Regions from separate parts of the Homo sapiens genome. Here region 2 is linked to region 1. Evidence: read pairs that join two places in POLR2A ChIA-PET (ENCODE). Cell type or tissue: A673. All regions are shown on one strand. Each heading gives the region's core, and the rest is flanking DNA. Links, peaks and the distances in the headings are about the cores only. Region 1 overlaps CAMK1D (calcium/calmodulin dependent protein kinase ID). Region 2 overlaps CAMK1D (calcium/calmodulin dependent protein kinase ID).

The links. ChIA-PET counts read pairs that join two places held together with the same protein. Peaks named below come from ENCODE experiments on the same cell type or tissue, not always from the same donor. Only the 100,000 strongest peaks of a DNase experiment are listed, where the experiment ranks them.
Region 2: POLR2A ChIA-PET joins it to region 1 with 6 read pairs; 5 of 35 experiments call an interaction of 5 or more read pairs at or near these places.

What each region holds. Positions count from the first base shown.
Region 1 is chr10:12,458,434-12,462,822 of GRCh38, forward strand. The region is part of intron 1 of CAMK1D (calcium/calmodulin dependent protein kinase ID); the gene reads left to right. Among named protein-coding and RNA genes, the nearest start is that of CAMK1D, 110 kb to the left of the region's middle. In A673, for the core only: no CTCF peak of the experiment used is centred there; no DNase peak of the experiment used is centred there; H3K27ac peaks cover 610 bases.
Region 2 is chr10:12,392,557-12,396,945 of GRCh38, forward strand. The region is part of intron 1 of CAMK1D (calcium/calmodulin dependent protein kinase ID); the gene reads left to right. Among named protein-coding and RNA genes, the nearest start is that of CAMK1D, 45 kb to the left of the region's middle. In A673, for the core only: no CTCF peak of the experiment used is centred there; no DNase peak of the experiment used is centred there.

The sequences.
Region 1 (4,389 bases), core at 309-4,308:
AAAGACAGGGTCTTGCACTGTCACCCAGGCTGGAGTGCAGTAGCACGATCATAGCTCACCACAGCCTCTACCTCCTGGCCTCAAGTGATCCTCCCACCTCAGCCTTCCAAGTAGCTGGAACTAAAGGTGTGTGCTGTCATGCCCAACTAATTTTATTGTTATTATTAATATTTTTTGTAGAAATGAGGTCTCACTGTGTTGTTGCCCAGCTGGTCTCTTGAACTCCTGGCCTCAAGCGATCCTCCTGCCTCAGCCTCCTAAAGTGTCAGGATTACAGGTGTGAGTCACTGCGCCTGGCCCTTTGAACAATATTTGCACCTAGGATAATAAAGTGGTGTAAAATCTTACATTTAATCTTTTGCTACAGCAGTCAGGATTACATTTTATCATCATATTATCACTTCAGATAAGTTTCTTTCTTTCTCCTTCCTTCCTTCCTTTCTTTCCTTTTTTTTTTTTTTTTGAGATGAAATCTCGCTCTGTTGCCCAGGCTGGAGTGCAGTGGTGTGAGCTCGGCTTACTGCAACCTCTGCCTCCCAGGTTCAAGTGATTCTCCTGCTTCAGCCTCCTGAGTAGCTGGGATTACAGGGATGCGCCACCACGTGTGGCTGATTTTTGTATTTTTAGTAGAGACGGGGTTTTGCCATGTTGGCCAGGCTGGTCTCAAACTCCTGACCTCAGGCGATCCACCTGCCTCGTCCTCCCAAACTGCTGGGATTACAGGCGTGAGCCACGGTGCCGGGCCAGGATTATATTTTATCATAATATAATTATCACTTCAGATAAGTTTCAAATAAAAAAAACCACGTTATGGCAGGTGACTGTGCCCCAGCCCACTACTGTGTTGGTGGAAAACTAGAATTTAGTTGAATAAATAAAAAGTGGATTTGATCATGATAGTTTGCTTTCACAACAGTCAGGTTATTCTGGGGTTAATGTTCTCTGAATGATTTGTGACTATAACCATAGATTATTAGGTGATGAGACATTACTGTGACGAGTCTATTTTTTTCTATTCTGTAGTTTAAAAAAATTCCTCTTCACTGTGATATATTAGCTACAGAAAATTGAAAAAAAAACCCACGCATACACTCAGATAAATCACATAGCCCTCATATTCCATATGTCTTCATGACAGTCATTGTCTGAGAATCCCAGGGCGATAGCTCCATGGTAGATAATGTAGATATTTGAAACATATTTGTCTTGTGTTTATTTATTTATATTTTCTCTTCCTTGTCTTTTTAGTGGCAGACTTATCTGTCATAGTTTCTGAATTCGATGAAAGATTAATGTGGTTATTTTTAAAATTTTTACGATGAAATGATTAGTTTGCAAGAGAGATTTTTCTCTGTCTCTTTGGGTTCAATTAAATGTTGGTGAAACTTGAGAAATAATGAGCAACATGGATCAAAGCCGTGGGGAAAGGCGGTGTTATTGCTTCCAGCATCTCTAGGTCTGCAACAGCAAGAGTTAAGTTTTGCTCAGAGAATGAAGGAAAAATAACACAGACTGGGCAGCCAGATTTGCGAGTCTGGGCTTTTCCTGACAACCAGTGCAGACTATAGCTCCATCTGACATGGAACCGGCGTATTCACAAGCATTGCTAGATCTGTGATCTAGTTATGAAAACACCAGAAATCGGCTTTGTTTTCAGGGTGAAAAAAATGCAAAGTCATACAGATTCTTATTTCCTAATCATGATAAACTCCACTGTATGGTATATTAAGGAAAAGCTCCAGGAGTAGCAGACATCCTCTGTCATTTTAGGAAATGCACAAAAAGGTGGTAATGAAAGCTTGTTGTCGTATTTCCTATTTCTCTATTCTTTTTTTTTTTTTTGAAGAGATGGGGTTCCACTTTCTTGCCCAGTCTGGAGTGCAGTGGTGTGATCATATCTCCCTGCAGCCTTGAACTCCTGGGCTCAAGCGATCCTCCTGCCTCAGTCTCCCGAGTAGTTGGGACTACAGGTCTGCACTGCCATGCCCAGCTTATTTTATTTTATTTATTTATTTTTTTGAAATAGTCTTGCACTGTCACCCTGGCTGGAATGCAGTAGTGCGATCTCAGCTCACTGCATCCTCCTCCTCCTGGGTTCAAGCAATTCTCCTGCCTCAGCCTCCTGAGTAGCTGGGACTACAGGCGCCTGCCACCACACCTGGCTATTTGTATTTTTAGTAGACATGGGGTCTCACTTTGTTGACTAGGCTGGTCTTGAACTCCTGACCTCATGATCCACCCACCTCGGCCTCCCAAAGTGCTGGGATTACAGGTGTGAGACACTGCGCCCAACCCTATTTTATTTTTAATTTTTGTGGAGATGGAGTTTTGCTATGTTGCCCAGGCTCGTCTTGAACTCCTGACTTCAAGTAATCCTCCCACCTCAGCCTCCCAAAGTGCTGGGATTACAGGTGTGAGCCAGCACTCCTGGCCTCCCAATTCTTAATTGCTTAAAAGGGTTGGACTCTCTTTGAGGACTAGCTGATTCAGAGCTTTGTCAGATCTGTCCTCTTAGAATCTCAGGGTGGACTTGGGAGGATGTGATCTTTGCTTCCTGGTAGATAAAGGAAAAAAGTAGGTAGTGACTGCAGAAGGACCTCCACTCTGCCTCCTCAATTCACCTTACAGGAAGCTTGGACAGCATCTCTGGGGCTGGCCAGGGCAGTTGCTGCAGCCAGCCTGTGAGGACAGGATCGTCCTCATCCACCATTGCTGCCAGTGAGACAACCCTGCCAGAGCAGGTTTGATTTTCCATAAGCAGCTGTACTCAAGGATGTAGAAAGGCACCTGGCCACTCTGAGGATACATGTTCCGTGCTCTGCGTGTTGTGTTATCTTTCTGAATTTACTTTCTAGGCAGGAAATAAGAATAGGGTAGCAAAAGTAAGAAAGGACGAAGGGCAGTTGGGTAGGAGTCGTCTGATTCTTTAATGCTTTTTACTATTTGGGGTAGCAGTTTAAAGAAGAGATGCTTTTGGCCGGGCGCAGTGGCTCACGCCTGTAATCCCAGCACCTTGGGAAGCCGAGGTGGGCGGGTCGCGAGGTTAAGAGATCGAGACTATCTTGGACAACATGGTGAAACCCCGTCCCTACTAAAAATACAAAAATTAGCTGGGTGTGGTGGCGTGCACCTGTAGTCCCAGCTACTCCGGAGGCTGAGGCAGGAGAATTGCTTGAACCTGGGAGGTGGAGGTTGCAGTGAGCTGAGATCATGCTATTGCAATCCAGCCTGGTGACAGAGCGAGGCTTCATCTCAAAAAAAAAAAAAAAAAAAAGAAGCTTTCAAAGTAAGAATACCCAAAAGTAACCCAACAGTGGTGGAAATATTTCACAGTTATTTTTAGGTGTTCTTCTATGATGGTAGCCAAGGTATCTCTTAGAGTAGATGCCTTGAGTGGAGACCGTATTGTTTTGCCACGTATCTTTGGAGGAGGAAGTTTGTTGCTCATCACAGAAACCAAACACTGTTTTTCTTGGGAACTGTTCCCTGTTCTCTGAAACAATGAACACGCTTCTCTCGGATCCACTTCACCAGAATATTCCCACCCAGCGCTTCTTACGTCTTATATACCAAGACCCCTAACTCCCTTGCGACTCAGCGAAAGAATGAGTGCGTGCTCCTAAGAGTTTGTGTTCTGTCGAAGTCCAAATTCTGTTAATTTTATGAAAATTCACTTATTTTTCATTACTAAATGGATAATTTGAATTTCTGGCCTATGAAGAGTTTTTTTTTTTTTTTTTTTTTTTTTTTAGGCAGAGTCTTCCCCTCTGTTGCCAGGCTGGAGTGCGGTGGCGTGATCTTGGCTCACTGCAACCTTCGCCTCCCAGGTTCAAGCAATTCTCCTGCCTTAGCCTCCCGAGTAACTGGGACTACGGGCACGCGCCACCGTGGCCAGCTAATGTTTGTATTTTTAGTAGAGACAGGGTTTCACCATGTTAGCCAGGATGGTCTCCATCTCTTGACCTTGTGATCCGCCCACCCTGGCCTCCCAAAGTGCTGGGATTATAGGCATGAGCCACTGCGCCTGGCCAAGAATTTTTTTTTTTTTTTTGAATAAATGGTTATAAGCATTGGACCATATTTGTGAAGGTCTCAAGACCATCTAACAGAATTGTTGTAAAATATGACAGTAACAGGAACAACTACAAAAAAGAGAGCTGATATTTGTATATTGCTGTTAGCATGCATTATTAAACATGAGAAGGGTCAGAGTTCAGATGTGACATGCCTAATGGGCTGATATGAGTTGTGGAGCTCTCATTCTCTTTTTTCTTTAGAGATGGGTTCTTGCTCTGTTTCCCAGGCTGGAGTGCAGTGGCACGGTCATAGCCCACTGCAGCCTTGACCTCCTGGGCTCAAGCAATCCTCCCATCTCAGCTCCTGCCCTGA
Region 2 (4,389 bases), core at 247-4,246, 66 kb before region 1:
ATCATGTACCATATGTTATTTGGAAATACGTATACACTGTGGAATGACTAAATTGATCTAGTTAATATATGTATTACTTAACATACTTGTTTTGTAGTGAGAATGCTTAAAATCTACTGTCTTAGCAATTTTTGAGAGCATATACATTGTTATTGAGCATAGTCACTATGTTGTACAATAGATCTCTCGAACTTTTTCCTCCCAGCTGAAATTTTGTATCCTTTGACAAAAGTCTCCCCAACCCCCTGACCCCCAGGCCCAGGTAACCACCATATTACATTCTAGTGAAAAAACAACTTCATTAGAAATTTTGATGAGTTTAAACATAGTAAGCCTCAATTTTTCTTCCAAATTTTCCTAGTTTTGAAAGTATACACACACACAACACACACACACATACCCTGATCTGGACCAGGTTCTTAGCTACAACTGACTGCTCATCGACTGTCATGAATGGATCTGAAACATAACTTTTTTTTTTTTTTTCTTTTTTGAGACACAGTTTTGCTCTGTTGCCCAGGCTGGAGTGCAGTGGTGCAATCTCTGCTCACTCCAAGCTCCGCCTCCCGGGTTCACGCCATTCTCCTGCCTCAGCCTCCCAAGTAGCTGGGACTACAGGCGCCCACCACCATGCCTGGCTAATTTTTTGTATTTTAAGTAGAGATGGGGTTTCACCATGTTAGTCAGGATGGTCTCGATCTCCTGACCTTGTGATCCGCACGCCTCGGCCTCCCAAAGTGCTGAGATTACAGGCGTGAGACACTGCGCCTGGCCTTTTCTTCCTTTTTTAAGGAATACATTTTCTTTTAGCTCCTACTGAATGCAACTCATGGTGCTAGGCTCTCTGAGAGAGGCAAAAACATTTCACTCAAGGAACTCATAGTGTTATGGGTGAAAAGAATGGAAAACACGGCAAGCGTTTTAGATGTGTGTTACCACCATCTGTCCTCCTGACCTCAGTGAGATGGGGTCAGACATTTTAATTTTCTCACCCAGGGACATTCAGCGAATTAAGTGGCTGAGTTGAGCTTCAGGCCCAGCTTTGGGAGACACTCCCTGTATCCTGTAAGCAGAGACCAAATCAATGCTGTGTGAGTTTAGAGATGGAGACACCCAGCCCACCTGGGGGAAGACATGATGGACGCGTGAGCATGTGTCCAAACTTGAGGCATGGGGAAGTGTCCTGCTCTGAAGGTGGGGACGGTGGCTGAGCAGACATGCCGGCCAGAACACTACCCTGAAGATGACAGTGTTGACATCAAGGGCGGGAGGTGAAGGAAAATGGCAGCTTACGCTCCACACCTCACACGTGTGTGGGTTTTTCCTTCTCATTAAGCAGTTCTCCAGTTCTTGGACACCTGTGTGTCCTAGAATTCACCTGTGACACTGACTATGTGCAGGTATTGCAGACCCCCCAGGTTGAGGGCAGTTCCACAAGACCGCTCCCGACACCCCCTCCGCTTCAGACGCCAGTCACAAGTCCTAGGTTGCGGCTCGTGCTTTTGGCCGACTGGCCATCCTTTGAGGGTTCACACCATCCCAACACACGTTTGATCGTTTGCGATAATGGCTCACAGAATCTAGGGAGACACTTATGTTTACAGTTGTATTATGACAAATACAACTCAGGAACAGCCAAATAGAAGAGTTGCATGGGGCGAGGTGTAGGGTGGGGTGAGGTAGCAGGGGAGCGTGCCGTCCTCTCCGGGTGCCCCACCTCCCTCATATCCAGGTGTTCACCAACCAGAAACTCCCCAGACCTCTCCAATTAGGGTTTTTATGGAGATTCCATGATTGATGTAAATCACTGGTCATTGGTGACTGACTCAACCTCCAGTGCCTCTCCCCTTTCTGGACTGGCAAATTCCAACCCTCTCTCATCACCTGGTTGGTTCCCCTGGTAACCAGCCCCCCTTTTCCAAGAGTCACCGCATTGGCATAAACTTAGGTATGCTTGAAAGGGGCTTATGATGAATAACAAGAGATGTTCCTTTCACCCCATCACTCCAAATTCCAAGGGCTTTCGGAGGTCTGTGCTAGGAGCCACAGGCAGACACCAAAGATAGATTTCTTACCCTGCCACACCTGGGAGGTGGTAGCGTTGACATCAAGGGTGGGAGGAGATTAGCAAGCTGGGCATGAAGGAACCAGTGGGAAACCAGGTTAGAAAGGGGGGTAAAGGTCAGATCATGATGGGTTTTGAGTTCTAGGCTAAAGTGTTTATAGTGTTAGCTCGTGACACATCCAGGATGTGGAAACATGAGCAGAACTGAGCCTTGGAAAATGACCTCAGAGCCTGTAGCAGGGCTGTGATCTGGACCTGGACCAGTGTGGTGGCAGGCAGGAAAGAGGCTGCGTGCAGGAGGCCTTGGAGGGCAGGGCTGGGACATGGTGCTGGCCCAGGTGAGCTCACCCATCTCAGCATGGTGTGCCTCCAACTTGGGGTGCACTTTGTAGCTGCTTACTGAGGGTAAACAGTTACACTTATTTTATTTTTTTAAAATTTTAATTTTTTTTTTTTTTTTTTTTTGCAGAGACAGGGTCTCACTCTATTGCCCAGGCTGGAGTGCAGTGGTGCGATCATAGCTAACTGCAGCCTCCAACTCCTGGGTTCAAGCAGTCCTCCCACCTCAGTCTCCCAGGTAGCTAGGTGCATACCACTACGCCCAAGTAATTTTTTTTAATTAATTTTTTTTTGTAGAGACCAGGGGGTCCCAAACCCTTGGCCTCAAGTGATCCCCTTGACCTGCAGCCCCCGCCTCCGCAGAGGTTTGGGAATGGGGCTGAAATTCCCAACCCTCTAATCCTGCCTTGGTTTTTGAAGTGCCTAGCTCCCATCCTGAAGCCACCTAGGGAATCTCAGCCACCAGTCACCTCATTAGCCCACAAAAGACATCACTGTGGAGGTTCCAAGGATTGTTGTATGCCAGGAAACTTTAAGACAAAATAAATATTTTTCAGTATCATAAAGGGCCACCAGGATCAGGCTGGAATTCAGGGCTTCTGACACCTAATGTAAGTGAGGAATGTTCTGTTAGCTTCTGGGGAAAACTTACTGTAGAAGGGTTGGTTTTTCGGCCAGGCGAAGTGGGTCACGCCTGTAATCCCAGCATTCTGGGAGGCCGAGGTTGGTGAATTACTTGAGGTCAGGAGTTCGAGACCAGCCTAGCCAACATGGTGAAAAATACAAAAATTAGCCATCTCTATGAAAAATACAAAAATTAGCCGGGCATGGTGGTGCGTGCCGGTAGTTCCAGCTACTTAGGAGGCTGAGGCAGGAGAATTGCATGAACCCAGGAGGCGGAGGTTGCTGTGGGCCGTGATTGCACCACTGCACTCCAGCCTGGGCAACAGAGTGAGACTCCGTCTCAAGAAACAAAAAACAAAAGGGTTGTTAACCTCTGCCTCCTGGGTTCAAGCGATTCTCCTGCCTCAGCCTCCCGAGTAGCTGGGATTACAGGTGCCCGCCACCACACCTGGCTAATTTTTGTATTTTTAGTAGAGACAGGGTTTCATCATGTTGGCCAGGCTGGCCTCCAACTCCTGACCTCAGGTGAATCACCCACCTCGGCCTCCCAAAGTGCTGGGCTTACAGGCGTGAGCCACTGTGCCTGGTCAAAAGAGTTGTTTTTTAAGTGTTCAGTAGCCCCCGGTCCAGGGCTCCTTAACTCGGAGCAGCAGTGAATTTGGAAGGTCAGCCCCTCTCCTGCTGGGCGCTGCTGGTGTCCTGTCTTCTTTACTATTGTGTCCGCATCATTGTCCACTGTTCCTCTTGGGGAGGTAAGAACTTGGGGAACGGTTGCCAAAATCGTCATTTTTCTCGTGACTGCTGTTGGGGTTTTCTCCCTCTCAGGGCTTATGCCCAGGGATAATGGGTTCATTCTGGGCCCTCCAACCAGAGTCTTCATGAGTCTCTGGCTTAACCCCCTTTTTGCCATATGCTGTGGGGGAAAAGTAGCCCTCCACTGGAGAACACTTCTTCCAGGCCCTCTGTGATGTAAGGGCTATGTAGAAGGTATTTGATCTCTTTTCTGTTGCTTTGCTATCTCAACTTTCTGTCTAGGCTTCAGCTGAGCAGATCCTTGAAATTGGCTTAAACAAGCACTTACAATCTTCTTTGAGTTAAGATCAAGTGTGTTGGCAGCTCCTGCAGGCTGTGCCTCTGCCCTTCTCCCCGCAGCAGCTGTTGCTGGTTCAGCTTAGCACTTCCAGCCACGTAGGCTCCCCGTGGCCATGTCCACGTCCACTGGGCAGGCTCCTTGCCTGGTGTGTCAGAGCCCTACCTTCTGCTCTTCCTGAGGTTTGGGTTTTTAACTCAGTCGTAAGGAGCTGAATGAGGGGCCCAGGAAGACGCTGATTTTATGCACCATCTCTGTGTTTGGCCCACAG